Regions from separate parts of the Homo sapiens genome. Here region 2 is linked to region 1. A link is an interaction called in ENCODE POLR2A ChIA-PET data of the cell type or tissue named here. Cell type or tissue: OCI-LY7. All regions are shown on one strand. Links, peaks and the distances in the headings refer to the core of each region. The heading gives the core; the rest is flanking DNA.

Region 1 (16,108 bases), core at 5,236-7,735:
CTGAATAATATTCCATTGTATATACACACCACAGTTTCTTTATCCATTTGTCCACTGATTGACACTTAGGTTGTTTCCATATCTTGGCTATTGTAAATAATTCTGCAGTGAACATGGGGGTGAAGATATCTTAAAAAGGTGGTGATTTCATTATCTCTGGGTTTATGCCCAAAAGAGGGACAGCTAGATCAAATGGTAGTTCTATTTTTTCCTACAGTCTTATTTTTTTGTAAGATTTACCCCAGTGGCCTCTCATGCAGGCCTGATCTTTCCAAAAAAACTAGAGAATGGTTTGGGAATAATCTCAGTAACTGTCATTTCTCACACACTAGTCTTTGATGGTGGTTCAGACATTGTGGAATGGTCTTTAGGATTTTCACCTCTTTAGTAGAGCTGCCTATGGCTTCTTTCTTTCTTCACCCACTCTCTTAAAGTAAAAAAAACATGAGTCAGAGTCATCACTAAAGAGAAAAGTCAAACAGTATTAATGCTCTAGAGACATCAAAAGTATTATGAAAAGGAAGTGTTTGAGTGGAAAATATCCACCTATGGAAATAAAACTGCCAGCATCTGAGCGTAAGTATGAAACCCAGTTAATGGATGTGAGAAATGGTGAGAAGCTCTTTACCATGGAGTCAAGTCTCTGGCAAATGATCTTGGATGAATCCAGTTTGCACTGGGATTTGAAACTTTCCATGCTCTTGTATTTCATCAGCTGCTTTGAGTTACTTTTAAAGAAACACATTTTTAATGAGAAATTTTTGACAGAGAATAAATGCAGATGTAATTCTTTGGAACAATTGTTTCCTTTGTTGATGGATTTTTTTTCCACAGTGCCCACTCACAATTAAATAAAACAGTAATTAAAACCCTAAATCCACTCAAAATTATTGTTTCATCAGTCACCTCCAGAGATCCTTCTAATGTCTTTGTGGAAAGAATGTCTTAACAGAGATGCAATGTGCTAAGACACAAAGCCTTAGATTTTTCAAACTTGGAGTAATAAATTCTAAATACGCAAGAACTTTTTAAGTGACTAGAAAATTATTACAATGAAATAAAAACCCAAGGCTATACGCCATAGGATAGCTTAATCCCCTTGGGAAAAAAAAAAGACTGTTTTTTTTTTTTTGAGATTTTTATACAAATTACAAAAACATTGAAAAATTTAGTGATATATATGTTACAGACATAGACCAATACACTTCTCTTCATGCAGACATGAAACTCAGCCTAATTTAGCCATGACATAGTGCATCTTTCTGGGTATCTCCCTAATGGAGACAGGGTGTATTTAAATCTGATGTTCACTCATCAATTGAGTCTTTGAAGCTTCTTAAACTGATTCAAGAATGAGTTCTCCTCCCCTATTTCTTCCTCCTCCTCACTTCCTTCTCCTTCTCTGGCATTCTCCACTTTCCTAAAAGTACCATTATCCTGCCAACAACACAAGCAGGCAACTTCCAAGGGTAACACAGACTGCTTCTTTTCAAGGCCTACTTGAGCCATTTCTCTGTAATTTAATTTCTTTTTCATCTGCTCTCTTCCTGTTCTCCTTTTATTAAAACTACATTATTATTGTTATTATTATTATTGATTGAAATGGGGTTTCCCTTGTCACCCAGGCTGGAGTGCAGTGGTGAGAACATAGCTCACTGCAGCCTCAACTTCCTGGACTGAAGCCATTCTCCCGCCTCAGCCTCCCATGTAGCTGGGACTTCAGGCACATGCCATCACTCTCAGCTAATTAAAAAAAATTATTTGTAGAGATGGGGGTCTCACAGCATTGACCAGGCTCGCCTCAGACTCCTGGACTCAAGGGAACCTCTCACCTTAGCCTTCTAAAGTGTTGGGATTACAGGCATGAGCCACCACACCCAGCCTATTTTCTTATCTTGCGCCAGATCTCCCAATGTCCACTCCTTCCTCACTCTAATCCTCACAACACAGTGTTTCCAAGTTAATATTCCTAAAGGCAGCTAATGAATCACTCCCTCCCTCACTCATGAAACTCTGATACTCACTTTGCCTGCCTAGAGGCCATTACAGGGGTTAAGCCGCAATTTACTTTTTTGGTTTAACATGCGTCTTCCTCCATTTGTGTACCCTTAGCCCCACAGCTAAACTGAATTGTCCTTAGTTTTCCACACATAGTGGCCTCGACCCTCTCCAGATCTTCACTCATGCTATTTTCTCCACAAGGGATGCCACTGCTCTCAAGTCAGCATATCTAAATCCTATCCACCCTTCAATTCCCAATTCAAGAAAAGAATACCCTATGAATTGGGCCTTGAAGGATGGCTGCAGGTTCATAAGAATCCTAGAGTGTTCAGAAAATTTCTAGAGCTGATGTCTATCACATTCAAGCTTTCTCTTTCTGCACTCAGCTGATTTCAGACATTTCTCTAAAATGCTCATTTCCTACTATTAATTCTTACCTTTTTTTCCCCTTTGATCTTTTGTTTACTGAGCAAATGAACTGAGAAGTGAGTATCGCTCATATAAAGAGTTCTGGAGGTGCAAGTGGATATGTCAGAGACAGTCTACCCAGCATCATTTGTAAATTACCAATCACTCACATCTTGAAAGCATTAGTTAAAACCTTCTTGAGGTGATGGAAGATAGTCATGCCTCTTGAGTAGGAGTGTGAAGAGATCTCAGCCCTGCCAGTAAACCCTAAATCCTCAAGCTCTGGGCATTCCCATCCTGCACCAAGAAATTCACACTCCAATTCTATAAGGTTTCCTATGATGAGGAAAACAAATTAAAAGTAACTGGCTGGCACTAAAGACAGAGTTTTAAAGTTTCCACTGCCTGCCTAAATGTGGATTTCCCACATTGCCCATATCTTAGGCCAGGTCTTTTGATTGCAAGAACACTCAAGTTGACACATACAAAGGATTAATATTATGAGAATACATAGGAATCTCATAGATTCCCAAAGACGGTAAACTATAATACATCCTGGTGCCTCATGAGAACTGGAGCTTGGGAAGCAATAGGAACCATGGCCACTTAATGTGTAGGACTTCTCTGCTTTTCTCAGCACATCTGTTTTCTTCTCTTTCTTACCATCCACTGTCCTCTGCTTTCTCAGTCTTTTCTCCCTCAAAACTTTAACTTGTACTTGGTCTCTTAAGATCCAGCCTGCCCCAACTTCACCTGTGATACCTAACTGGCTTAGTCTCTCAGTGTTCCAATTCTTCCTTGCTGAGAGAGCAATGTGATTCGTTTAAAAGCATTTGGGGGTCCAGGTACGGTGGCTCATGCCTGTAATCCCAACACTTTGGAAGGCTGAGATGGGCAGATCACTTGAGGTCAGGAGTTCAAGACTAGCCTGGCCAACATGGCAAAATGCTGTCCCTACTAAAAATACAAAAATTAGCCTGGCATGGTGGCACATGCCTGTAATCCCAGCTACTCAGGAGGCTGAGGCACAAGAATTGCTTGAACCGGGGAGGTGGAGGTTGCAGTGAGCTGAGATCATGCCACTACACTCCAGCCTGGGTGACAGACCAAGACTCTGCCTCTAAAATAAAAATAATAGAATAAATAAAAGCATTTGGAGGAAGGTCACTAGCCTATGGTTGGGTCACCCTTAAGTTAGCTTGTTATGTATATGTGTGAATAGGGGCAGTAGGAATGGGGATAAATACCATAACTATGACCACTCACTGTGAGCAGCTTTTCCTCTCAGAAGGGAGCTGTGGTTAGGGCAGGCTGTGAGACTCTTCACTGGTTCAAGTGGCAAAGGTGCTGGAGGTCTTGAGTGTGGCAGCCCGGAAGTCTTATCAGAGTTTCCTAGATCTACCTCCATGGAATATACTGTTGGGTAGCAAGAACATCCTGAATACTCTCTCACAATTTGGGAAACTAGCCTACTAGGCTCATCTCTAGGGCCTAGTTTTTAGGCCATTGTCTTATCCTGTAGTTAAATACTAAGAAAGACATTTGCAATCATGCACTAATGGAAAGATGGCTCAACTTCCATGACTGCTACATACTTAAAAAAGAGAGAGAGAGAGGTAGAGAGAGTTTCCCACACATAATTCATTAGCCTTGTGTTTAGTTAGAAAGGTTCAGGATGTTCCTTGTGGAAATTGTGAGCATAGGCGTCAACTGGGCACATTCATCAAACAGTATCCACAAAAAAAGCATTTGCCCATGGCCATCGAAAATCCTGAGACTTAGTTCTAAGAGTTTAAGCTTTAAAGAAAATTGCCAAGTATGGTGTATTTCAGAATCAAATCCCCTACTCAAAAAGCAAACACACGCTATGGGGAGGGAGTACAGAAGCTACATCAGAGAGAATCTTCATTAATTCTTCCCCTGCATCCCTTTTTGGCATTTTGAACTGGCAAAGAGAAAACCTGTGATGTCTGTGCCTGGTTATTTCATCGATAAAGAGCCAGGGTCATGGTTTCTATCCTGTTACCCAATTGGCTTCGTTTTGTCCAATGGCTACAGCATGTACCTTGCACTCTAGCCAGAAAGCTGACTCTCTGCAGGGCCTTGTTTTATTTGGGGATGGACTGGGATTTTGGAGAGTGATGAAAATTTTTTTAACATGATGGGAAAGACAAAAAAAATAAACAACTAGAAAAGCACACTTCTGTCTATCCATTTTGCCATCTTCACTGGCTGAAGACACCCTTTTGCTTGTCAGGGTCTTGCTGTTCATCCTGCACTGCAAAGACAATAGGGTGATGATGAAAGAAAACCATGGAGAAAAGGATGACGGTGATCTCCCTCAATTAGGAAATCTATTTATTTTAATAAGTCAAGGGGGGTGAAGGAAGACCTTCTGAATAAAGGTCAAAAAGGAATTTGATAATAATTCAACAGCAATACATAGTTTTTTAAAAATTACTTAGTAACCTAGAAGTAAAGGGAACAAAGATATAACTCAAATGAGATAAAAAATGTCTACAAAACCAGCAGCAAATATTCTATACATGTACAAAATTGAGCCCTATTAACTTTAGTAATAAGGATACCCTCTGTCCCCATACACATTCAACATGGTCTGAAATCTCTAGCCAATAAAATAAGATCATGGAAAGGAAAAAAAAAGATATCCTTTTTGGAAAAGAGATACAAATTTTTATTGTTGTTTTGTTTTGAGACAGTGTCTCACTCTGTCACCCAGGTTGGATGTAGTGGCGTGATCTCGGCTCACTGCAGCCTTGACCTCCCAGGCTCAAGCCATCCTCTCATCTCAGCCTCCCAAGTAGCTGGGACTACAGGTGCATGCCATCACACTCAGCTAATTTTGTTCATTTTTTTGTAGAGACAGGATCTTACTATGTTGCCTAGGCTCAAAGTCTTGGGCTCAAGGGATCCCCCTGCCTTGGCCTCTCAAAGTGCTGGGATTACAGGTGTGAGCCATTGCACCGAGCCTAAAGTTGCTTTTATATAATATCATTCCCTTTCTAAAACACTCAGAACAATTAATACAAAACTATTAGTCCAAAAAAAGATAATTTAATGGGGCAGAAAGTTATAAAACAGGCATAAAATTTTTCTTAAATACAGCAGCAACTATACTGGAATTGGTTCAAGATAATAGACTGAACACAGATGACCGCTGATCCTCCCATCCAAATATTTTTAATATTACAAGGATAAGCCCAACAAGCCCTGGAAAATAGGAGAAAGTCTCATCAGTGACTAGAAATCATGAGTAATTGTTTGAAAATAGAAACATATGCAAGAGAAAAATACTATAAAGACTAGAAGAGCACACAACAACCTCAATTGAGATTGAATAGACACAAGGACTGGAAGGTGCCTTGGGTCAATCAACTTGTGATTAATACTTCATAAGCAAATTTCACTAATGAGCTCATACAAATAGACTATTTGAAAAACTGAATCCAGCAGATTATTAAGAGAATAAAATGTTATGACAAAGTAGAATTTACTCTGTGTATTCTAAGTAAAATATGTAGAATTTATTTTATGTATTCTATGTAGAATACAGGTAGAATATTCCTGTACAGGTAGAATACAGGTAGAATAACAATAACAGATCAAAGTAAATGATATACAAATTTCAATAGTGCTTAAAAGCACTTGGTAAATTTCAATACACATTTCAATTTTAAAAGGAAAGAAACTTAGAAAAGGAATAAGAGGACATTTCTTTAACTTAACAAAAGTTGGAAGGGAATATAGTAGAAGCCTATAGAAAGCACCATTTTAATGCCAAAACATTTTAAAATTCCCATTAAAGTAAAAGATATGGTCCAGGCACAGTGGTTCACACCAGTAATCTCAGCACTTTGGGAGACTGAGGTGGGAAGATTGATTGAGGCCGGGAGCTGGAGATCAGCCTGGGCAACATAGTGAGACCCTGACTCTACGAAAATAAAAAATTTACTGGGCATGGTGGTGCACACCTGTAGTCCATGCTACTTGGGGGGCTGAGGTGGGAGGATCTCCTGAGCCCAGGATGTTGAGGCTGCAGTGAGCTGTGATCCTGGTACTGCACTCCAGCCTGGGTAATAGAGTGAGACCCTGTCTCAAAAATAAACAAATAAATAATACAAAGCACCAGAAAACCTGCCATCCCTGCAATCGATAAATATTTTACTAGCCATGCTAACAAATTAAATAAGATAGGAAAAAACTTTTAATGAAATATGTATATGAGAAAGGAAAAGACGTGATGATTCTTTGAAGATAATATAATTGTCTACATAAAGTAACAAATTAGGGGAATAAACTAAGAAATTTCTGAAACTCATCTGAGAGTAAATATGGCTAGTACAAGACCACAAAATTTAATAGAATATCTAATTGTCTATAATAATCAGTTAGAAAGTTAAAAGAAAAAAGATACTGTACTATTCCTAAAGCAACAAACTTGGAATAAACCCAAGAAGAAACATTCAAGAATAATATGAATGACATAAAAGAAAATCTAAATAAATGAAATATACTGTTGTTTTAAATAGAAATTGTGGCGGGTGAAGCAACTTCACTTTGGATGCTACTTCACCAGGTTGGCTTCTGATTAACCCCAGTTCCAAGAGGGCTCTGAGAGTTCCAGTTTCTCTACATTGTCCCTTGCATAAAAGCAGGTACTTACTACTATAAATCCTGCCTGTAGGTCAAACAATCTTGATGTTCTCGTACTTCAATGGCGCTACACATCTCTTCCAAACCACCCCTCTCCTATGGTATATAAGCCCTGGGCCTCAGGGGTAATGGCACAAAGAACTCACCATCTCATCCTGCCCTGTCTGAGACCCAGACATGGCTTCTGTTCCTAAATCCCTGTTAAAGGTTTCTTTCTGAGAAACTAGATTTGTCAGCCTCTTTCTTCGGCCTCTCAGCTTCCTTGAACTTTAGGATAGGTTTGCATACATCTGCCCACTGCAAAACAGAAAATACATTTTTTAATCAAAATTCCAACACAAACTTTTCTGGAAGTTGACGAACTGCTTCTAAATTTTATATAAAAGAAAATGAGGGTTGGGCATGGTGACTCACATCATAATCCCAGCACTTTGGGAAGCCGAGACAGGAGGATCACTTGGGGCCAGGAGTTTGAGACCAGCCAGGGCACCACAGTGAGACCTCATCTCTACCTCTACCAAAAAAAATAAAAAATAAAAAAATTAGCTGGGCATGGTGGAGAATGCCTGTAGTCCTAGATGCTAGGGAGACTGGGGCAGGAGGACTGCTTGAACCCAGGAATTGGAGGCTGCAATGAGCTATGTTTGAGCACAACACTCCAGCCTGGGAGATAAAGCAAAATCCTGTCTCTAAAAATTAATGAATTAATTAATTAATTTTAATTTTTAAAAAGAAGATGAATGAGAGAAGCCAATAATTTTTTAAATAACAGTAAGGGAAAACTTTTTTTTTTTTTTTTTGAGATGGAGTCTTGCTCTGTCCCCCACGCTGGAGTCCAGTGGTGCAATCTTGGCTCACCACAATCTCTAACAAAAAGCCAAGGTTAAAATAGGTAGTATTAGCTAATGAATAAAGAGTTAGCCCACTGATACAAAATATTCAAAAATGCTACATGTCTATGGGAGCTTAAAAATTATAAAAGTAAGCCAAGCGTGGTGGCTTATGCCTGTAATCCCAGCACTTTGGGAGGCCAAGGCAGGCGGATCATGAGGTCAGGAGTTCGAGACCAGCCTGGCCAACATAGTGAAACCCCATCTCTACTAAAAATACAAAAAATTAGCCAGGCATGGTGGCAGATGCCTGTAATCCCAGCTACTCAGGAGACTGAGGCAGGGGAATCGCTTGAACCTGGGAGGTGGAGGTTGCAGTGAGCCGAGATCGCGCCATTGCACTCCAGCCCGGGCAACAGTGCGAGACGCTGTCTCAAAAAAAAAAAAAAAAAAAAAAGATTGTAAATAAAGTAGCATTTCATGGGGAAAGTATAGTTATGATATTATAAAAATGGATATTCATTAGATCACTACCTCGTGCCATACTAAAAATAAATTCCAGATTGATTAAAGAACAAAATATTTTAAAATAAAGTGTAAGGTTAAAATACAAAAAGTATTTTTTTAATCTTATAAATCTTTCATGTGGGTCAGAAAACCCAGAAGCCAAAACCAAAAATGATGGCATCAATTGTATAAAAATTTAAATATGTGTCTGATAAGCACCATAAAAATGTTAAAAGACAATCAACGGACTGAGAAAACATATAACCAACAATGCATAACTACTTACGATTCAGAAAAACTAATTACAAATAAGTAGGGAAAAGACAGGCAACTGCATTGAAAATAAGCAAAAAATTAGAGCAAGCAAGTCACACAAGAAATACAAATAGATGATTTGCTTTAAACATAAGATTTGCTTAACCTCACTAGAGTCAAAGAAATGCAACTTAAAACAGTAAAAATAACTTTTCCCTAAAATATAAAGAATAAAAAGATTAATAGCATCCAATATCAGCAAAGTTATAAAGAAACTTTATTACTAGAAGTAAAATTTAAAATCCCTGGCAAAATCCTTTTGCAGAGCAATTTGAAAGCATGTGACTAGCATTTCCACAATTTCGGAAAATACAAAGAAGCTTGTATAAAGATATTAATTGTAATTGAAGTATTTTATTTAATTGTAGTACATCTCTTTTATAAACTCAAGTCTGCTGACATCATAGGCACTTCTCTTTACCATTCCTCACTGCTAGGCCAGTGGGTTGATTTTTCAGCTTCTGTTGCTAAGAATTCAGTGTTCTAAGAGGCACAGAATATAACAACAGCAAAATTCATCACCTACTTCATTGCCCAGTCTCAGCAGCAGTTTGACTATTCTAAGGGTCAGCTCAGAGTGCCTGTGCTGACCGTGATGGCTTCAACATGAATGCTACTATGACCCAGTTGATAACAAGAAATTGGAAAGTGAAGATCCCCACTGTTTATTGAAATTTCTGCCTATGGATGCAACTCAATTCAAAAAGCATTTATGTAGACACTGCATGGAGTCAGGTTGCCGAGGATGCATGGATAAGCAAGACACAATTTGTGACCTCAAGGAATGTATGTCTTTGTTTTTGCTTTCTACTTAGATGCTTAGTGATAATTGTGATTCCCTGGGCAAAAGCTAGTTTTTCTAAACTAGTGTTTCTCAAAGTAAAGTGTCAGGACCAGCAGCATCAGCATCTCCTGGGAATGTGTTAGAAATGCTGATGCTCAGCCAGGCGCGGTGGCTCATGTCTGTAATCCCAGCACTTTGGGAGGCCGCAGTGGGCAGATCAGCTCAGGTCGGGAGTTCGAGACCAGCCTGGCCAACATGGCGAAACCCCGTCTCTACTAAAAATACAAAAATTAGCTGGGCGTGGTGGTGCGCGTCTGTAATCCTAGCTACTCGGGAGGCTGAGGCAGGGGAATCGCTTGAACCCAGGAGGTGAATATTGCAGTGAGCCGAGATCGCACCACTGCACTCCAGCCTTGGAGACAGAGTGAGACTCCATCTCAAAAAAAAAAAAAAAAAAAAGCTGATGCTCAGGCCCAAACCCAAACCTACTGAATCAGAATCTCTGAGGGGCAGTGGGGGATGATCCAGGTGATTCTGATACACAATTAAGTTTGAGAACCACTACTCACTACTCTATTGGAAGCATTTAAACAATGCCTAGATTTTTTTCCTTGCAAAAAATTTGTTTAAGATTACTTGTGAAAACAAAAGACACCACTGTATAATTTGTATATGGTATTTGAGTGGCACACATTTTGCACATATGGCTTCTGGAAGCATACCATTATTATGAAGCTACCCTATATGGAATGTTCCTTTCGTGGAACTTATTCATTTATTCCTTGATCAGTGCATGATTTATTTCTTGAGTTCCTATTTATCTGACATTATAGATAACATTGCAATGAACAACTTCATATCATATATATAAGGCTTTTTTCTGAATTAGTAACATGGGATAAATGTTCAGGCATGGGATAACTTCGTGGGGAAAAAGAAGAGGGGCATCTTTATTATTCATGCTGCATGTTGTCATGCTGCTTTCCAAACAGGTTTGTCCTCAAATGATGCCAGCTGCCCTGTGAGTGTAAGTTTTATCACCCACTTCCCCACATAGGGCATAATCATTCAATTTTGATATGATTATGTATAAAATGTTGCCTCGAGGCTGCTCTATTCTACTTTCTTTGCTTTCTAATGAGGTTGTAGATGTTTCCCACGTGTTTCTTTAATATTCACATTACTGCTTGTGTGACGCATCTGTGGATGATTACTTGGTTATCAAAAATAGCACTTCTAAAAATACCCACTCAAGAAGTCCCTACTACACCCTGGGAACAGAATTGTGTTCCGGGTGTTCAAGAGTGTGGAATTAAGCTCCTTAAAGATAAGGAATAATTTCTGAGTCAGTAGGTAGAGCTTCTATAGTAGTATGTGAGTTTGGCCAGGATTGCTGCTAGCAGTCTGTATGAATTAGAAAATAATAACAATAATAAGCCAAGGGCAGTGGCTAATGCCTGTAATCACAGCACTTTGGGAGGCTGGGTCAGGAGGATTGTTTAAGGCCAAGAGTTCAAGACCAGCCTGGGCAACATAGTGAGACCCTGTCTCTTTAAAAGAGAGAGAGAGAGAGGTCTCTTTGCAGTCCTATGCCCCAGGCATGAGTTTGATGAACAGAGGATTTTCGGTCCCCATTTGTTCCCTAGCCCAGGTGCCCTTGAACAGTGAACAAGCTGCTTGACCTTATCCTACCACTCAGAGTCTGTCACTCCAAGTTCCTATGCAGAACTCCTCATTTTCTGAAAACCAAAATGAAGCAGAAGGAATCCTGCCATTTCCTCATTTCTAAGGCCTAAGTTTCCTGCACGGTGGCTTCAGGTTTGAGTGGCGTCCCCACCACTTCTGATTGTCTTTTCTGTGGTTTGGAAGGAAGCACTGTGCTTAGGCAGGTTGGATCCTAATAAGGACCCAGGAGTTGGAGATCATCTCTTGCCATGGCTCTTGAAAATAAGTGCCACGTGTGTCACTGTTTCCCATTAGTGACAGTGGAGAGCATATTGCTAAGGTCATTCCAGCAACCTAAGGAGACTCTCTCCCTACAGCTCTCCTTCCCATCGACTTTGGCACTTTCAAAGATCTCTCTACCTCTACCTCGCCTCATGCCTGACCACTGACCTCTTACTAATTCTCCTTATTCTTCCAGATGTTGACACTCCTTTGTACCATCAGCATAACACACTCAAGCCTTTCCCAGGTTACAACAAATATCCTTTCAGCCTTTCTTCTAGCTACTGACCTTTCCCCTTCTCTTAATAGCTGAACTTCTAAATGATTCCTATACAATAGCCTGAAAGTACATGTCCCCTCAAAATTTATATGTTGGAATACTGTGTTAGTCTGTTCTCACAGTGCTAATGAAGACATACCTGAGACTGGGTAATTTATAAAGGAAAGAGGTTTAATGGATTCACAGTTCCACATGGCTGGGGAGGCCTCACAATCATGGCAGAAGGCGAATGACAAGCAAAGTCATGTCTTACATGGCAGTAGGCAAGAGAGAGCATGTGCAGGGGAACTCACCTTTATAAAACCATCAGATCTCATGAGACATATTCACTGTCACAAGAACAGCACAGGAAAGACCTGCCCTTATCATTCAATTACCTCCCACCAGGTCCCTCCCACAACGCAGCGGAATTATGGGAGCTACAATTAGAGATTTGAGTGGGGACAAAGCCAAACTATACAAAATACTAATACCCAATGTGATAGCATTAAGAGGAGGAATGTTTTAGGAAGTAATTAAGTCATGAGGGCTTAGTGACCTTATTTTCAACAGGTTGAAAGGAGTTGCCTTGCCCTTTCTGCTCTGTGAGGACACATAGAAGGCACCATCTCTCAAGAATGAGCCCTCACCAGACACGAAATCTGCTGGTACCTCAATCTTGGACTTCCCAGCCTCCAGAACTGTGAGAAATAGATTTCTGTTGTTTGTAAATAACCCAGCCTAGAGTATTTCCTTATAACAGCAGAAATGGACTAAGACACTACTTCTTCACCTCCCATTCACACTCAGCCCATGGTAATCTGGCTTCCAATACAATAATTCCTCTAGACCAGCAGCTTAACTCCTTAACTGCCAAACCCAACAGACATTTTTCAGTCCTATTTTAATTTGTTTAGACTTGAAATTGTTGATCATACCTCCCTCCTTGAAGCTTTCTCTTCCTCACTTTTCTTGATTCCATCACATGAGAATATGTATGTTCCATAAAGACAGAGATCTGTCTGTGTTTTTCACTAACATATCCCAATACCCAGAACAGTGCTTGACCCATAATGGACTCTAAATAAATATTTATTAAATTAATTAGTTATTCGTTCCTCATTCTCTTATTAATCTAGACATTCTCTCAGTGTCCTTCTACCTCAGTGCTCAGCTTTGAAAGACCAAATAACTAGCCTGGCGCAGTGGCTCACACCTGTAATCCTAGCACTTTGGGAGGCCGAGGCAGGCGGATCACCTGAGGGCAGGAGTTCAAGACCAGCCTGGCCAACATGGTGAAATCCCATCTCTACTAAAAATACAAAAATTAGCCAGGCATGGTGGTGCGCACCTGTAATCCCAGCTACTCGGGAGGCTGAGGCAGGAGAATCACTTGAACTCGGGAGGTGGAGGTTGCAGTGAGCCGAGATCACGCCACTGCACTCCAGCCTGGGCGACAGAACAAGACTTCATCTCAAAATAAATAAATAAATAACAATAAAGACCAAATAACTGAATGCCAACTTCATTGCTACTTCTGGCACCCCTGAACTTGTGCATACTGACAACCATGTGATCACATAGGTTTCCATCATATTTGACCACATCACAGTAGTATAGAAAAAGTCTGTCATTCAGATTTATTGTTAACATCAAAATACTCACTTTCAAATATAAACGTTTGACATGTAACAGAGTGAAAATCTTGAAAACTATATATGCAGAAATTCTATCAGTTAGTTGAAAAATATGTATTACTACAAAAGTAAAATTATAATAATGTCAGTTGTGAAAAGCTGTCTATTTTCACATACAAAAACAATTAAAATATTTCAAATAGTTAAATAAGGAAATATAATATAAATACTAACTGATTTATAATAGTTTATAAGTGTAAATGGTATACTAGCTAGATATCTTTAGCAAGAATATTACATCCTTTGAATCAAAACATGTTTATATTGGCTGGGTGCAGTGGCTCATGCCTGTAATCTCAGCACTTTGGGAGGCCTAGGCAGAAGATCACTTGAAGCCAGAAGTTCAAGACCATTCTGGGCAACATAGCAAGACCCTCTCTCCACAAAAAAAGTTTTTTTTAAAATGAGTCAGGTGTGGTGATGTGTGCCTGTAGTCCCAACTACTTGGGAAGCTGAGGCAGAAGGGTTGCTTGAACCTATGAAGCTGAGGCTGCAGTGAGCCATGATCATACCACTGCACTGCAGCCTGGGTGACAGAGAGACCCAGTCTCAAAAAAAAGCTTATGAAATTTTAAATAATAATAACACAAGTCAAAATGGTAAAGGTAAGATATAATGTTAGTCTTTGTGGGATTTCTTGGTATAGTTGCCCAAGTCAGAAACCTTGGAGTCATGCTGGACCTGGCCTCCAATCTCACCAACTACAGCCAACCATCTTTCAGATGCTGTTGACTCTATGTCCTAAATAGCAATTTATTATCTCCCCTACTTTTCTCTATCCCCACTTCCACTGCCCCCAGCTGAGATATTCATGTTTTCACCCAATTTCTTATGTCACTCTGTGTTATTAGGATAGGCTGAGCAATGGCAACAGATCCAAATACACAATGACTCAACTTATAAGTAAACACATAAATGTTTACTTCTGGCCCACTTAACAGTCCAGTATGTGTTTCAAGACAGTAGGGAGGCCTATTCTGGTGACAGCACTAGTATCTCCATGACTTGGTTTCCAAGATCTCAACTCAGTCAGCCAGCATAAAACCCAGCACACGTGAGGTTTTAATGGGCCTGGACAGAATACAACACAACTCACTTTTGCACACATTCCATAGACTAGACTAAGGTCACATGACCACACCTAACTGCAAGAGAGACTGAGATGTGTGGTCTGGCTGTGTATCCAGGCAGAAGTACATTTGGTGAAAACAGCTGGTGTTCTCTGCCAAATATCTTTTATTTATTCATTTTTCACATTGCTACCAGAGTGGCCCAACATTGAACCTAGATCATATTTGGTGAGTGAGTGAATGAGTGAATGAGCAAGTGATCAGATCAGCTATCAAGATCCTCCTCAAAATTCTCCAATGCCTCTTCATCAACTATAGGGTAAAAATGGTAACTTCTTACTTTTACTGTTCTGCTACTGATTACCTTTCTAGCCTCATTTCATGTCATTCTTCCCCTCTCATACTAGTATTAATGAAACTGGACCATTTGTCGTTGCTTAAATAAGCCATATTTTCTCGTATGTTATGTCTTTACATGTACATTTCTCACTTTTTCACCTGTAAAACTTCCACATATCCCTCAAGCCTCAGCTCAAGAGTCCCTTCATGTTAGGAGCATTCTAGTTCCACTCTTTAATTATACTTAGATATACAATAAATTTTTTCTTCTTTTTGAGACAGGGTCTCACTTTGCCACCCAGGCTAGAGTACAGTGACGTGATCACAGCTCACTGCAGCCTCAATCTCTGGGCTCAAGTGATCCTCCTACATTGGCCTCCCTAGAAACTTGGACCACAGGTGCATGTCACCATGCCCAGCTAATTTTTTTTTATTTTTTGTAGAGACAGGGTCTCACTATGTTGCTCAGGCTATACAATAAATTATGTTAACAATAGTCACCCTATTGGCCAGGTACGGTGGCTCATGCCTGTGATCCCAGCACTTTGGGAGGCCAAGGTGGGCAGATCACCTGAGGTCGGGAGTTCAAGACCAGCCTGACCAACATGGAGAAACCCTGTCTCTACTAAAATTACAAAATTAGCTGAGCGTAGTGGCACATGCCTGTAATCCCAGCTACTTGGGAGGCTGAGGCAGGAGAATCACTTGAACCCAGGAGGCGGAGGTTGTGGTGAGCCAAGATAGCACCCTTGCACTCCAGCCTGGGCAATAAGAGTGAAACTCCGTCTCAAAAAAAAAAAAAAAAAGTCACCCTATTATGCTACAAAAGACTGGATCTTATTCATGTTTGAGGGGTTTTTTTGAGACAGAATCTCACTCTGTCACCCAGGCTGGAGTGCAGTGGCACAATCTCAGTTCACTGCAACCTCTTCCTCCCAGGTTCAAGCGATTCTTGTGCCTCAGCCTCCCGAGTAGCTGGGATTACAGGTGCAGGCCACCATGCCCAGCTAATTTTTTGTATTTTTAGTAGAGACAGTGTTTCACCATGTTGGCCAGGCTGGTCTAGAACTTCTGACCTCACGTGATCTGCCTGCCTCGTACTCCCAAAGTTCTGGGATTACAGGAATGAGCCACCACACCTGGCCCTAGAACTTATTCATTCTAAATGTATTTATGTACCCATTAACCATCCTCACTTTATCCTCCACTCCTGCCACTCTTCCCAGTCTCTGATAAGCATCATTCTACTCTCTATCTCCATGAATTCAGTTTTTAAA
Region 2 (16,108 bases), core at 3,387-5,886, 98 kb after region 1:
GGATGAGGAGGAAGTCTGAAAATATGTGTGTGGTGATGTGGAAAAAAAGAGTATATGAACTTGAATCTGAAAAATTATGTTACAAAGTACTGCAAGCAGTATTTGTAACTGTCAGCAACATAAATTATATATTTTTATATCACACTACAGTTGTTGCAGATAGGCTACCATCCTTAAGAACAAAGAAACATAGTGCCCCTTGCTTTCAGCATGGTGGCTCTTCTCTGATACAGAAGGAAATGGAACTCAAGTGGAACACAGATTTCACTGAGGTAAACAGGAAGAGATTAGACTGCTAAGGCTGTTGGAGTTTGTGGAGCAAGGGACTAAGAATTTTGTATGGATTTCATCTCAGGTCCTTGGCTGGGGGCTGGGCTGTCTATGCGCAGGATCTGAAAGCATAACGGAGATGACGCCAGAGGTAACGAAATATAATACTGGGAGAAGCTGGAGTTCTGGCCTAGGCAAAGTGGAAGAGACCTCATGGAACACCCCAGATACTTAGCTGAGACATTGGAAAGGGCAACCTTGAAGTTAAAAACCATGCCCTAGGACAAAAGACAAATCTGAAAAATGCCTGCTTTAACAAAGAGAACCAAACCTGACAATACTAAATCAACTATCAATTTAAATGCCTGACAAAATGAAACTCAGCACCCTTAAAGGAAGTAACAATCCAAACTCCCTACATTTCAACATACGATTAAAATTTACTAGACAGGCAAAGCAGAAAAACATGACCTATTACAAAGAAAAAAGAGCAGGCAATAGAATCAGACTCCAAGATGAACCAGATGTTTGAATTAACAGACAGTGACTTTAAAACAGTTACTATAAATATGTACAAAGATGTTAAAAAACAATGAATACAATGAGTGAAAGATGGAAAGTCTCTGCAGACATAGAAAATACAAAAGACAGCAATTTGAGGCCTCAAAAGTACAATATCTAAGAAAAAAAATCTATCGGATGATCTCAACAGAAGATTGTAAACTGTAGAAGAAAGGTGTGGCAGATTGTATTTTCCAAAAATTCATTTAGCAAATATTTATCAAGCACCTGTTATGTAACAAATACTACTGTGGGCATAGCGGCAACAGAACTCGAAGTAATGACAACCATAATAATGAATGCTTCTAGCAGCCTGAGAAACCCGATGGAGAACTAGCTTTTGGTATCTCATTTGGAAAACAGCCTAAGGACATTGGACAGCTCCCACCAATCCTAAAATAAACGAAAAGAAAAATTAGCATCTGAAAAAGTAAAATAATTATTTATTTGCTACTTTTTCCCATGGCTAATTCGCTATTTGGTAACCATATATATTTCCCCTTGTATTAGTCCATTCTCACACTGCTATAAAGAACTACCTGAGACTGGGTAATCTTTTAGAAGAAGAAAGGTTTAATCAGAGGCCTCAGGAAACTTACAATCATGGCAGAAGGCCAAGGGAAAGCAAGCACGTCCCCGCGGCAGGAGTAGGAGGAAGAGAGAGAGCAAAGAGGGGAGGTGCTACACACTTATATACAAGCAGATCTCAGGAGAACTCTTTCGCGAGACAGCTCTAGGGTGATAGTGCTAAAACCATTACAAACCACTCCCATGATCCAATCACCTCCTACCAAGCCCCTCCTCCAACACTGAGGATCACAACTCCACATGAGATTTGGGTGGGGACACAGAGCCAAACCTTATCACTCCTGCTACATTCATGTTTAATCAACATTTGCTCTTAGAACCCTAGTGTAACTACAGCGGTTACTGCTGTTACTAACGCATAAATTTACACATAAATCATCCCTGCCTTAATCCCATCAACACAGGCAAGCTCCAAACATTTCAATTCTTAACTAATGCCTCCTGACCATCTTCAGGATGGTTATTAGAATTAATTCTGTTACGTATCCAATACATGGAAAGTAACTATCTTGTTTAAAATGTTCTTGTTTGTAACTTTCACCTGCACAGTACTGCTTTCTCCTACATTGCCTCAAGTTAAAGAAAAAATAATAACAGTTTTGAATAATTCTGCTCAAAAATAGTGATTCCTAGTACTCAAGAAAATCTAATCTCTCTAAATAGGTATAAAACTGGAGGGAAAAGAAATAAACAGTGCCAGGCCAGGCGCAGTGGCTCACACCTGTAATCCCAGTACTCTGGGAGGCCAAGGCGGGCAGATCACTTGAGGTCAGGTGTTCGAGACTAGCCTGGCCAACACAGTGAAACCCTGCCTCTGCCAAAATTAAAAAAATTAGCCAAGTATGGTGGAACGCGCCTGTAATCCCAGCTATTGGGGAAGCTGAGGCAGGGAGAATTGCTTGAACCCGGGAGGTGGAGGTTGCAGTGAGCCAAGATCGTGCCACTGCACTCCAGCCTGGGCAACAAAACGAGACTCCTTTAAAAAAAAAAAGAAAAGAAAGAAAAGAAAGGGAAGAAAGGAAGAAAGGAAGGCAAGGCAGGCAAGGCAAGGAAGGCAGGCAAGACAGGCAAGGAAGGGAAGGAAGGGAAGGAAGGAAAGAAAGAAAGAAAGAAAAGAAAGAAACAGTGGCAGAACTGACCTATAACTCACTAAGAAATTCAGAAGGCTATCAAAAATAATCTTAAAAACTGCCAAATATTTCTCCCAAGAAATCATATCATTTTGTGCTCTAACCAACATGCATAAGAGTTCCAGTTAATCTATGTCTTTGCCAATTCCTGTAAGCCCTTTTTGAGCCATTCCAGTAAATATGAGCTATCTCATTACGTTTAAATTTTCATTTCCCTGATGACTGATTTTAAACATCTTTTCATATGCCTACTGGCCATCTATATATCTTCTTTTGTAAAATTTCTGTTTCCATTTTTTGTTTTTTTTTTTGTTTGTTTGTTTTGAGACAGGATCTCACTGTGTTGCTCAGGCAAGCGTGCAGCGGTGCGATCACAGCTCACTGCAGCCTCCGCCTCCCAGGCTCAAGCTATCCTCCCACCTCAGCCTCCCAAACAGCTAGGACTACAGGTGCATGCCATCATGCCCAGCTAATTTCTTGTATTTTTTTATTTTGTAGAGACTGGGTTTCACCATGTTGCCCAGGCTGGTCTCAAACTCCTGGGCTCAAGCAATTCACCCACCTCAGCCTCCAAAAGTGCTGGCATTATAGGCATGAGCCACTGCACCCGGCCTGCCCTTCTCTTTATGGGGTTATTTTCTCATTATGAAGTTGTAAGAGCATCTTTATGTATATATTATACATTCAAGTCCTTTTTCAGATATATGTATTGCAAATATTTTCTCCAAAACTGCTTGCCTTTTCATTTTGAGTCTTTCAATGAGCAGAAATTTTTAATGTTGATAAAGTCAAATTTGTCCATTTTTTCCTTATATAGTTAATTTTATATGTACTGTCTAAGAAATCTTTAAACCAAAAGTCACAGAGATTTTCTCCTATGTTTTCATCTAGAAGTTTTATATTTTTAAATTTTACTTTTACATTTAGGTCAACAATCCACTTCAAATTAATTTTTGTATATGATAAGACATAAAAGTCAAGGTTCACTTTGTTTTCTCTATTGTTCCAGTATTATTTGTTTAAAAGATTATCCTTTTCCCATGAATAATCTCAGCACCTTTGTCAAGAAATGTGTATGTGAACTTTTCTGGAATCTACTCTGTTCAACTGATCTACATCATGTGACCCAACAATTCTACTCAAAGGTATTGAATAAACAGAAACAAAAATATATGTCCACAAAAGTCTTGCACATGAATGCTTACAGCAGCTTTGTTCATAACAGACCCAAACTGAAAACAACTCAAATGCCCACCACACTAATAAAGAAATGTCATATCCATACAATGTAATATTAGTCAGCAATAAAAAAGAACAAATTATTGATACTAGTAACAACAGGGATAAATTTCAAAAATATTATACTAAAAGAAAGAAGCCAGACACAAAAAGGAATACATGCTATATGACTGTATTTATATGTAATCCTAGTATAGGCAAAGCATATAGAAAGCAGATCAGAGATTGCCTGAAACCAGGTTTGGGGACTGACTACAAATGGGCATGAGGGAAACTTTTCATAAAGCGAGTGTTCTAAATCTTGGTTGTTGTGTTTACAAGAAGGTGTGTGTTTACAAGAAGGTGTGTGTGTGTGTGTGTGTGTGTGTGTATTTCTCAAAAGTCAATGAACCGTACATTTAAAATGGGTAGATTTTATTGCATGTAAATTATACTCCAATAAAGCTAATTTTTAAAAGTAATATAAAAAAAGTAATATAAATAGCCTCTGATTTAGAAATATCAGTATGTAAAATGCAACCTACCTTTAAAAAGACTCAAATTTATTTTGATTAAGCTAGAGGACAGCAACAGAAAGAGTACATCAACTTCAGGAATTAGAACTTTTTAGAATGAGAGGCAGAATGACACTGTATAGAACAGCACTGTCTAACAGAACTTTTGCAATAATGAAAATGTTCTGTATCTGTGCTGTCTTAATACAGTAATCACAAGCCACATGTAGCTACTGAGCACAAGAAATGTAGCTAGCAAAAACAACTCAGTAAATTTATTTTATTTTATTTACATTTAAACATAATGATAGCTACATGTGGCTAGTGGCTACCTACACTGGATAACAGATATCTAAAGGATATCTATCTATGAAAAAAAAAATCTGCTGGGATACAATACACATGCTCCCTAGTCAGGTAGTAGAAATGGGTACATCCTTAGAATAGAGCATAAAATTGGAACAGAGAAAAGGTACAGTAAAAATTAGAGACTTCACAGCTGTCAAAATATATACTAAACATATTTTCAACTACATGCAGTTTTCCAATAAATTCTTGCCATGCTTGATTAATTTGCTTCTGTCATTAGATTAGAAAGAAACTACAATTCTGGATATATTTCTAACTAAGAATGAGGAACAAGTTTGAGTGGAAATGCCAGGAAACAGGGAGAAAGTGTTCACATAATTTTAGAGTTCACGTCAGACAAGGAAGGAAATACTGGCGTAGTTAGATATGATACAGATCAGTAAAACAGATTTCAAAAGCTTCATTTAAATAACAGGCTATGAATTCATAACTCAACCTATAATGAAAGACTTGTGGTTTTAAAAACTAAAATTCTGTATAAACAACTACAAATGACTCCAGTTTAAAAAAGACAAAGGAGGAAATACACAAATTATCTAAAATCAACCAACACAGCTGCAGTGAATTTACCTTCAAAGCTCAGATTCAAAACGTACATATATATATTATAATAGCCAAAAAAGGGGATGAGAGATAATTACAGATGAAACAAAACAGCAGCACATATAAAGGAACATGAAAATAGTAAAAACAAAAGGCTTGGAGGAGGGGAGAATGTTCACACCAAAAAGAACAATAAAAAAATTAGGCCAGGTGCAGTGGCTCATGCCTGTAATCCCAGCACTTTGGGAGGCCAAAGCAGGCAGATCACTAGAGGTCAGGAGTTCAAGACCAGCCTGGCCAACATGGTGAAGTCCCATATCTACTAAAAATACAAAAATTAGCCGGGCATGGTGGCACATGCCTGTAGTCCCAGCTACTCAGGAGGCTAAGGCAGGAGAATTGCTTGAACCTGGGAGGCAGAGGTTGCAGTGAGCCAAGACTGTGCCACTGCACTCCAGCCTGGGCAACAGAGTGAGACTTTGTCTCAAGAAAGAAAAAAGAAATTAGACTCCCACACATTAAACAGCTATATAATGCTAAAGACAAGGAAAAAGGCAGGAACTCTTAAATTCCCTTTTCACTTTTATCTTCTCTATCCAAAAGAAGATGATTCAGTAAGTAAGGAGTAGTGGGTACATGACAGTTCTCTTTATTGAAAGCATTTCCTACTTGCTAATTTAAGCAAGGTGACTTTTAAAGAATATTTCTTAATAAACAATCAATAATGCAAAACAAAAGATAACCCACCAAGTTCTTTATGCTATTATTGTTTCATCTGAATTTTGTAGTCACAAAATTCAAATGGCAAGAGAAGCAGAACATTAGACAACTGTCTGAAGAAAGAATAAAATTGGTTTCCTGAAAATCATTAAGGAAAATACAAACAAACTAAAAGAAAAATAAGTTGAAAATAGGGTCAGTATATACATACACACACACCAGAAAGTACATAAGACCAATACATCAAAAAGTCGCTAAACCTCACAATTAAAAAAACACGATCAAATAACAAGATACCATTTTTTGCCAACAAGCTATAAAAAGTTAAAGTTTGAAACTATTCAGTTTGCCAAAGTTAGTGGGGATAGAAGGAAGAAGCACTCTTAAACAGTGAGTATATAAAATACCATTTTTGAAGGCACTAGTTTAAACCATAGACGCAATGGACCTAGCAACTCCACTGCTAAGAATTTGCCTTAAAGATATACTTGGAAAAGACAACAAGATACATATGTGAACTGTTCTCAATGACAAAAAAAAAACTGGAAACAACTTATATATTCATCATAGGGGCCTATTAATGATAGCATGATCATAAAATGAAATAAAAGGTAGTTAATAAAAGAATCAGGTAGGTAGATGTCCACAACAATATGGAAGATTCCTCAGATATAAAATTTTTGAAAGGGGCCAAACAGTGGTAGTATGTTCCCATTTGCTTTTCTTAAAAAGTGGGTAAACAATGAAAACAATTTTCAAAAGAATATGTGAAACTTTAAATTACAGATATAGTTAGGAAGAGGGTAAAATAGGAGAAATTTGTAGGGGATATTTGTCATCTTCAGGCTGTTAGGCAACCAAAATACCATTTCAATTTGGAGATAATTTCAAGAGATTAGAAGCAGATACTTCTTTCCTCATCTTTCTCTTAACACATGTACAGGCCTGATACCAACTATTAATAGATCTTTTTGCCGTGGATACCGAATCCTAGTGAGGACAAGGTACAGGAGAGTCAGAGATTATTCCTAGAGATCACCAGAGGAGGTGAGTTAATGAGCAGAGTCACCAGTTTCGAGGCATAGTGGCAGCAGCTATTACACCAAGTGTCCAAGCAGCAAAGTCCTAAGCAGATTGCTCCTGTTGAAACCTTGGGGCCATGTCTTGCTTCCCTTAGCTTCCACCTATCTTCCAAGTCTTGTTGTCAAACTATGACCTACCTAATACTTTTTTAAAAATTCCTTTCTGATTAGGTAAATCAGAGTCACTTTCTATCATTTGCAACCAAGAATTCTGGTTTCTTTTACAGCATTTTCCCATAATTTTGTTTTTAGTGAGGGCTGGTGAAACCATGCTCTTTTGTGAGCTCCCTTTAATATTTGAACTTTATGATTTCTTACCTACCACTGTGAACAACTGTGAGACTTGCAGGAGAATAAACAATCTATTTAAAAGAAAGTATTACAACAGTTTAAAAAGGGGATGAGGTTATGTTCTCTCAAAGAACTTGACTATAACTTAGGGAAACATTCACCATGGCTGCCCCTCCCACTTCCTTCTCTTTCCTCCCAAGGATTTCATGCCCACAGTTGGCTGATTGCCTTATAAGTCTGACACAATGGAAAGGCGGAAAAAAAGCAAGAAAACAGCACTTTCCAAAGGGAAATGGGAAAATTTGCCTATAGATACTTGGAAAGTAGAGACTAAAAAAGTAGATAAACAAAAGCAGAGAGGTAATACTCCCAAAACTTGGATAATCTAGACTACAAATCTTTCTAATATAAACATACCTTACTTCCAATAATTTCAATATATAAACATCTAAACCCATTAATGACTCACAGATTTGAGAACACAGTCTTTTTTTTTTTGTACTTTGTGTGTAAATTATACTTCAATAAGCCTAACTTTTTAAAAAGCTTCACATGCTGCAAAATATCCCTTATGGGCAGACCTCTTACCTGGGCAAGGAAAGAGAGCAGAAAAAAGAAACAAGCACAAGAATGTGGGGCTACTTAAGGGAGTGTAGTAGTGGGGCACTGACAGCACAGACCTCGGTATGTCTTTGTGAAGTCTGGCGGTCTTGGGGATTAAGAACTGGCAGCTCTGATTGTTAGTCTGGAGCAGCTTCTACCTCCCTGGGAGGCCACTGTGCTCTCTATCCCACCCCTGAGGGATTAGGGAAGGAAAAGCATAGCAGGCTTGCCCAGGGCCTGACTACGACCCAGGTAGGTGGGGACACTAGGTACCTGCCCCAGCAGAGATGGCTTTCAGGTATACAGGTTGCTGCGCCTTCTGAAACTCACAGGGCAGCACTCAGACCATGCAGGCCCAAAGCCCTGATGCCTCCTGCAGGTTACACTTCCCGACACTTGCAAAAGGCTAGCACGAGAAGCACCCATAAGCAGGGTGAGAAAATCTGTCTTCATTTTTTAAATTCTTTACTTTCTTCACAGTTCCTATGAAACAGATCTAAATAAGCTTCAAGAATACGTTTTAAAATTATTTTTGACAAAATAATAAACATATACCTTTCAAATGATAAAATAAAAAAAGTTTGGAATAAAAAATTTGTCTAAGAGCTGGGTGCAGTGGCTCACACCTGTAATCCTAGCACTTTGGGAGGCTGAGGCGGGTTGATCACCTGAGGTCAGGAGTTCGAGACTAGCCTGGCCAACATGGTGAAACCCTGTCTCTACTAAAAATACAAAAAATTAGCCAGGCATGGTGGTGCACGCCTGTAATTCCAGCTACTTGGGAAGCTGAGGCAGGAGAATTGCCTGAACCCGGGAGGCAGAGGTTGCAGTGAGCCGAGGTCATGCTACTGTACTCCAGCCTGGGCGGGCAACAGAGTAAGACTCCATCTCAAGAACAAAAAAAAAAAATTAGTCAAAGAAAGATGGCAGAATCAGAAGTACCAGGAACCCATCTCCCCACCTAGACGACTGTAAGCAGAATCTGTGATTCTGGAACTCTGGAGTCTATTCAGGTTTTCAGTTTCTAAGGAAAGACTTGAATGGTAAATCAGTTAGTTTGAGTCAATTTCAGCTCTTTGTGCCGTCGCGGCTACCCATCACCCACTCTCAAAGCAGGCAACCATGCACATGTTCCCAGAGCACCCTGCACACAGTTTGTAAGAGTCAAGGTTGGCAACAAAGACCTTGCCCTCCAAATATCAGGAATCTGTGTTCTGATTGCTAATTGCTGCTTCTGATCAAAATGTGACACAGAGGCAGACTATCATTATTTAACTGCCATTGGCTGAAAAAATTGCTCCAGGGATTTAAAGATCCAGAGCTATTTCACCCCTTTGATTTATTTTTAATTTTTAATTTTTATTTATTTATTTATTTATTTTGCCTTTTAGGAGCCAAACATTTAAGGAGGATACTACTGCAAAAGAACTGCATACATAGGGCAATTTAGAAAGTCACTACACATGCCCAGGGAAAAACACAGGCCGAGAAGATCTTAAGATTACACCCAGCATAGAAATACTCTACAACAAATAAAAAAACCAAACAAAATAGCACATCTTAGAGAAAAGAGAAAAATCTAATTTCCAAAGTTACCACTCTTTAAGATTCAAATTCCAGTTTTTGACAACAACAACAAAAATCACAAAGCATACCAAAAAAAAAAACTACCCCAAGCAAAACATTAAGTATAGGCCAAAAGGAAAAAAATAAATTAACAGAAACTGTGCCTGAGAAGATCAGATGGCAGACACTTACTAGACATAGACTTTAAAACAAATGTTGAAAGGTGCTCAAAAAGCTAAAGGAAGATATGGATAATGTCAAAAAACAAAATTGAAATATCAATAAAGAGAAAACATAAAAAAATCAAAAAATAAATGCTGGAGCTGAAAAGTACAAAAACTGAAATAAAAATTTACTAGAGGAATTCAAAAGCCAATTTGGGCAGGCAGAAGAATCAGTAAACTTGGAAGGCAGAACAGCTGAAAATACCACGTGTCTGAGGAACAGAAAAAAAAAACTGAAGGAAAATTGAAGACAAGAGCCTAAGACACCTGTGGAACACCATCATCAAGTGGACCAACACATACACACTCTGGGAATCCCAGAATAAAAAGAGAGAAAAGGGGCAAAAAAGATTATGTGAAGAAATATTAATCAAAAACTTCCCAAATTTGATGAGACATGAATATAAATATTCAAGAAGCTCAATTAACTCCAAGTAGGAAAAACTCAGAGATCCAAGTAGGAAAAACTGAGATAGATTATAATCAAACTATGAAAAAAGAGAATCCTGAACATGGAATGAGAGAAGCAACTTGTAACATACAAAGGGATCCTCAATATCAGCAGATTTCTCATCAGAACTCTTGAAGGACAGAAGGCAGTGGGATGATATATTTAAAATCCTGAAAGGAAACAAACAAATAAACACAAATACCTGTCAACTGAGAATACTATATCCAGCAAAAATGTCCTTAAAAATGAAGACATTAAGACATTTCCAGATTAACAAAATCTGAGAGAGTTCATTATCACCAGACCTGTCCTGCAAGAAACGCTGAAGTGAGTCTTTCAGGCTGAAATAAAAGGAGACTAGACAGTAACTTGAAGCTGTATTAAGAAATAAAGATCTGAGAAATGATAAATACATGAGCAATTACCAAAGCTAGCATTATTGTAACATTGGTTTACAACTCCACTTTTTGTTTTCCACAAATTAAGACACTACTGCATTAAAAAACAATTATTAGTCTACGCTTTTAGACACACAATACATAAAAATGTAATTTTATGACATCAATAACTGGAAGGGAGCAGGGACTGAATCTTATGAGCTGAATTTTTGTATGCTATTGAAAGTAAATTGGTATAAATTGAAATTGCAGTGTTATAACTTTAGGGCATTAAATGTGACCCCCAATGGCAACCACACACACACACACACAGAAAATAGCAGAATATAAACAAAAGGAAATAACAAGGAAATTAAAACACTTCACCACAAAATATCAACTAAACACAAGTGCCAGTAAGGCAGGAAATGAGGGACAAAAAAGCTGTAAGGCATATAGAAAATAAACAGCAAAATGGCAGCAGTTAAATCCTTATCAATAATTACTTTAATTGTAAATGATAAAACTCTTCAATCAAAAGGCAGAGTTTGACAGAATGTATAAGAAAAACACAATCTACAAGAGATTGTATATGCTGTCTACAAGAGACTCATTTCAGATCCAAAGACACAAATAAGGGATGTAAAAAGACATTCTATACAAGTAATAACCAAATGAGAGTGCAGGTAGCTACATTAATATTAGACAAACTAAATCAAAACAAGGTTGAGACAAAAAAGATATTACACATCAATAAGTGTCAATATAGCAAGAAGATATAATAATCAAAAACATTTACATGCCTAATAAGAGACCACCCAATTATATGAAGCAAAAAATTGACAGAATTGAAGGTAAACAGACAGTTCTGAAATAACAGCTGGACACTTCGATACCCTACTCTCAATAATGGACAAAAACACCCAGTCAGAATATAGGCAAGAAAATAGAGGATCTGGGCCAGACAAGGTGGCTAACGCCTATAATCCTAGCACTTCGGGAGGCCAAGGCGGGTGGATCACTTGAAGTCAGGAGTTCGAGATCATCCTGGCCAACATGGCGAAACCCTGTCTCTACTAAAAATACAAAAATTAGCTGGGCATGGTGGCATGTGCCTGTAATCCTACCTACTGGGGAGGCTGAGACCAGGAGAATTGCTCGAACCCAGGAGGTGGATGTTGCAGTGAGCCAAGATCGCACCACTGCACTCCAGCCTGGGTGACAGAGCAACACTCTGTTTTAAAAAAAAAACAGGGAACCAAATAAAGTATCTTCTATCACAACAGGATGCCACTGAAAATCAATAAAATCAATAACTGAAGAAAAAGTAGAAAATTCACCAACTGTGGAAATTAAAAAATACACGGTTAAACGCAGAAGAAATCACAAGGGAACTTAGAAAATACTTAGAAATAAATTAAAACAAAAAAACACAACATGCCAAAAATTACAGAACAGCAAAAGCAGTCCTAAGAGGGAAATTTGTAGTTGTACACATTTAATTGAAAACGATCTCAAATCAATAATCCAACTTCAAATCTTAAGGAACTAGAAAAAGAACAAACTAATAAACCCAAAGCTAGCAGGATGAAGGAAATAACAAAGCTTAGAGAGGATATAAATAATAGAAAAATAACAGAGAAAAATCAATGAAACCAAAAACTGGTTCTTTGAAAAAATTTTAACAATTGACCCAGCTTTACCTGTATTAAGATAAAGAAGATTCAAATTACTAAAATCTGAAATAAAAGTAGGGACATTAGTATCAACTGCACAGAAGTTTAAAAAAAAGAGAAGACAGTACTATGAACAATTGTATGCCAACAAATTAGATAATATAGATTAAATGGAGAAATAACGAGAAGTACAAAATGTACTAATACTGAATCACACACACAAAAAGAAAATCTGAATAGACCTATAACTAGTAACAAGACTGAATCAATAATAACAATAAAAAAATTCCAGACAAAAGCCCTAGATGTGATTTTTTTATCTGTGAATTCTATCAAACATTTAAAGAACATCGTTTTTTCCCAAAGTTTTGCCAAAAATGGATGAGGAAACACTTCCTAACACATTCAATGAGGCCAGCATTGCCCTGATAGCAAAGTCAAAGAAACTACAAAAGAAAACTATAGACCAGTAGCCCTTAGGAACATTGATATAAAGTCCTCAACACAGAACCAACAAACTGAATTCCACAGCTTATTAAATGGATTATACACGAAGACCAAGTAAAATTTATTCCTGGGATGCAAAAATGGCTCAATATATGAAAAACAATATATCATGTTAATAGAAAGAAGAAAACAAATCACATGGTCATCTCAACTAGCACAGAAAAAATATTTGAAAAAATTCAACAAGATTTTATGATAAAAACACTCAATAAACTAAGAATAAAAAGAAATTACCACAACATAATGAAGGCCATATATAAAAATCCCACAGTGGCCAGGCATGGTGGCTGACTATAATCCCAGCACTATGGGAGGCCGAGGCAGGTGAATCACTTGAGGCCAAGAGTTCGAGACCAGCTTGGCCAACATGGTGAAACCATGTTTCTACTAAAAATACGAAAATTAGCTGGGCATAGTGGTGGACACCTGTAATCCCAGCTACTTGGGAGGCTGAAGCAGGAGAATCACTTGAACCTGGCGGGAGGAGGAGGGTGCAGTGAACCGAGATCGCACCACTGCACTCCAGCCTGGGCGACACAGCGAGACTCTATCTGGGGGGAAAAAAAAAATCCCATAGCTAACATGATAGTCAATGGCAAAGAATTGAAAGCTTTTCCTATAAGGTCAGAAACAAGACAGGATGCCTGCTTTCACCACTTCCATTCAACATAGTATTGAATGTATGAGAGAGCATTAAGAAAATGAATAAAAATCATCTCAAATTGGAAAGGAACAAGTAAAATTATCTCATTTGCAGATGATATAATCTTATATGCAGAAAACCTCAAGGATTTCAAACACAAAAAAAGAATAAACAAACCCGCGAAGAAGCAGGGCACAAATTTAATGTGCGAAGAATCAGTTGTGTTTCTATACCCTAAGAATGAACAATTAGGAAAGGAAATTAAGAAAACAGATTTATAAGATCATCAGAATGAATAAAATACTTAGGAATTAACTTAACCAAGGAGGTAAAATACTTGTACACTGAAAATTACAAAACATTGCTGAAAGAAAAGAAAGAATACGTAAATAAATGGAAAGACATCTGGTGTTCATGGCTTTAAAGACTTAATATTGTTAAGATGTCAGTACTATTCAATGCAATCTACAGACTAATACAATCCCTACCAAAATCCCAACAATGTTTCTGGTAGAAATAAAAAAAAAAATCCAGGTGGGAGGAGGCGAGCTCAGGAAAAATAACTAATGGGTACTAGGCTTAATACCTGGGTGATGAAATAATCTATACAACAGAACACCTTGACACAAATTTACCTATGTAATAAACCTGCACATGCACCCCTAAACTTAAAAGTTAAAAAAAAAATCCATCCTAAAACTCACAAAGGGCCCTGAAGGGCCAAAACCATCTTGAAATATAAGAAGTTGGGGCCATGCACGGTGGCTCATACCTGTAATCGCAACACTTTGGGACACTGAGGAGGGCAGACTGCTTGGGCTCAGGAGTTCGAGACCCACCTGGGCAATATGGCAAAACCCTGTCTCTACAAGAAATACAAAAACTAGCTGAGCATGGTGGTATGTGTCTACAATCCCAGCTACTCAGGAGGCTGAGGTGGGAGGATTGCTTGAACCTCAGATGTGGAGGTTGCAGTGAGCTAAGATTGTGCCACTGCACTCCAGCCTGGGCAACAGAGCCAGATGCTATTTCAAAAAATAAGTAAATAAATACACAAGACATATACTTCCTGGTTTCAAATTTTACTATAAAGCTACAGTACTAAAATTAGGGTGGTCCTGACATAAAAAAACAAACATATAGTCTAACAGAATAGTCGAGAGAGCCCAAAAATAAACCCTTGCATCTATTGTCAAATAATTTTCAACAAGAGTGCCAAGACTATTCAATGGGGAAAAAGACACTCTTTTCAACAAATAATGCTGGGAAAACTAGATATTCACATCCAAAAGTGTGAAGCTGGACTCTTACATAACATTATATACAAAATTTAACTCAAAATGGATCAAACACCTAAATGTGAGAGCTAAAACTATAAAAACCTTCAGGAGAAAACATGGGGGAAAGTTTCATGGTATGAATTTGGCAATTATTTCTTGAATGTGACACCAAAGGTACAGGCAACAAAAGAAAACAGACAAGTTGGATTTTTTCAAGCTAAATAGCTCCTGCACAGCAAAGGAAACAATCAACAGAGTGAAAAAGTAACCCATTCTTTATGGGAGAAAATATTTGCAAATAACATATCCAATAAGGGATTAATATTCAGAGAATACAAAGAACTTCTTTTTCTTTTTTTTTGAGACAGAGTCTCGCTCTGTCACCCAGGCTGAGTGCAGTGGCACAATCTCAGCTCACTGCAACCCCCCCACCTTCCGGGTTCAAGCAAGTCTCCTGCCTCAGCCTCCCCAACAGCTGGGACTACAGGTGTGCACCATCACGCCCGACCACACCAGCTAATTTTTGTATTTTTAGTAGAGATGGGGTTTCACTATACCAGCCAGTCTGGTCTTGAACTCCTAACCTCGTGATCCACCTGCCTCGGCCTCCCAAAGGCACGAGCCACCGTGCCCAGCCAGAGTATACAAAGAACTTCTAAAACACAATTTAAAAATCCCAAACTACTCAATTCATAAATGGGCAAAAGGCTTCAAGAGACATCATTGCTCCAAAGCTGATATACAAATGACCAAATAAGCATGTGCAAATGTTCAATATCGCTGATCATTAGGAAAATGCAAATTAAAACCACAATGAGACTTCACACCCATTAGGATGGCTATTATTAAAAAAAAACATAAACAAAACAACACGATGGTGAGGATGTGGCAAATTCGGAACCCTAGTGTATTGCTGGTGGTAATGTAAAATTGGGCAGCCAGTATATCAAACAGTATGGTGGTTTCTCAAAAATTTAAATATAGAATTACCATTCAATCCAGCAATCTCACTTTTGGGTACATATCCAAAAGAAATGAAAGCAGATACTCAAACAGGTATTACATACCCATATTCATAGCAGCATTATTCACAACAGCCAAAAGTGTCTATTGATGAATAAATGGATAAACAAAATATGGTATATACATAACAATGGAATATTATTCGGCCTTTTAAAAGGAAGGAAATGCTAACAACTGCTACAACATGGATGAACCTCGAAGATAGTTAGTGAAATAAGCCAGTTACAAAAAGATATCACGTGATTCCGCTTATACGAGGTACCTAGAATAGTCAAATACATAGAGATGAAAGTAGAACAATGGTTGGTACTAACAGGAGGAGCAATGAGGAGTTATTATTTAATGGGTGTGGTATGTCAGTGTGGGATAATGAAAAAGTTCTAGAGATGGACAGTGGTGACAATTGCACAACAATGTAAATGTACTGAATGCTAGATGTTAATGCTACTGAACTGTATGTTTTATATATAT

Evidence for each region. ChIA-PET counts read pairs that join two places held together with the same protein. Peaks named below come from ENCODE experiments on the same cell type or tissue, not always from the same donor. Only the 100,000 strongest peaks of a DNase experiment are listed, where the experiment ranks them.
Region 2: POLR2A ChIA-PET joins it to region 1 with 5 read pairs; 2 of 35 experiments call an interaction of 5 or more read pairs at or near these places.

What each region holds. Positions count from the first base shown.
Region 1 is chr10:88,007,515-88,023,622 of GRCh38, reverse strand. No RefSeq gene overlaps it. Among named protein-coding and RNA genes, the nearest start is that of PTEN, 150 kb to the right of the region's middle. In OCI-LY7, for the core only: no CTCF peak of the experiment used is centred there; no DNase peak of the experiment used is centred there.
Region 2 is chr10:87,907,579-87,923,686 of GRCh38, reverse strand. The region is part of intron 2 of PTEN (phosphatase and tensin homolog); the gene reads right to left. Among named protein-coding and RNA genes, the nearest start is that of PTEN, 52 kb to the right of the region's middle. In OCI-LY7, for the core only: no CTCF peak of the experiment used is centred there; no DNase peak of the experiment used is centred there; H3K27ac peaks cover 1,568 bases.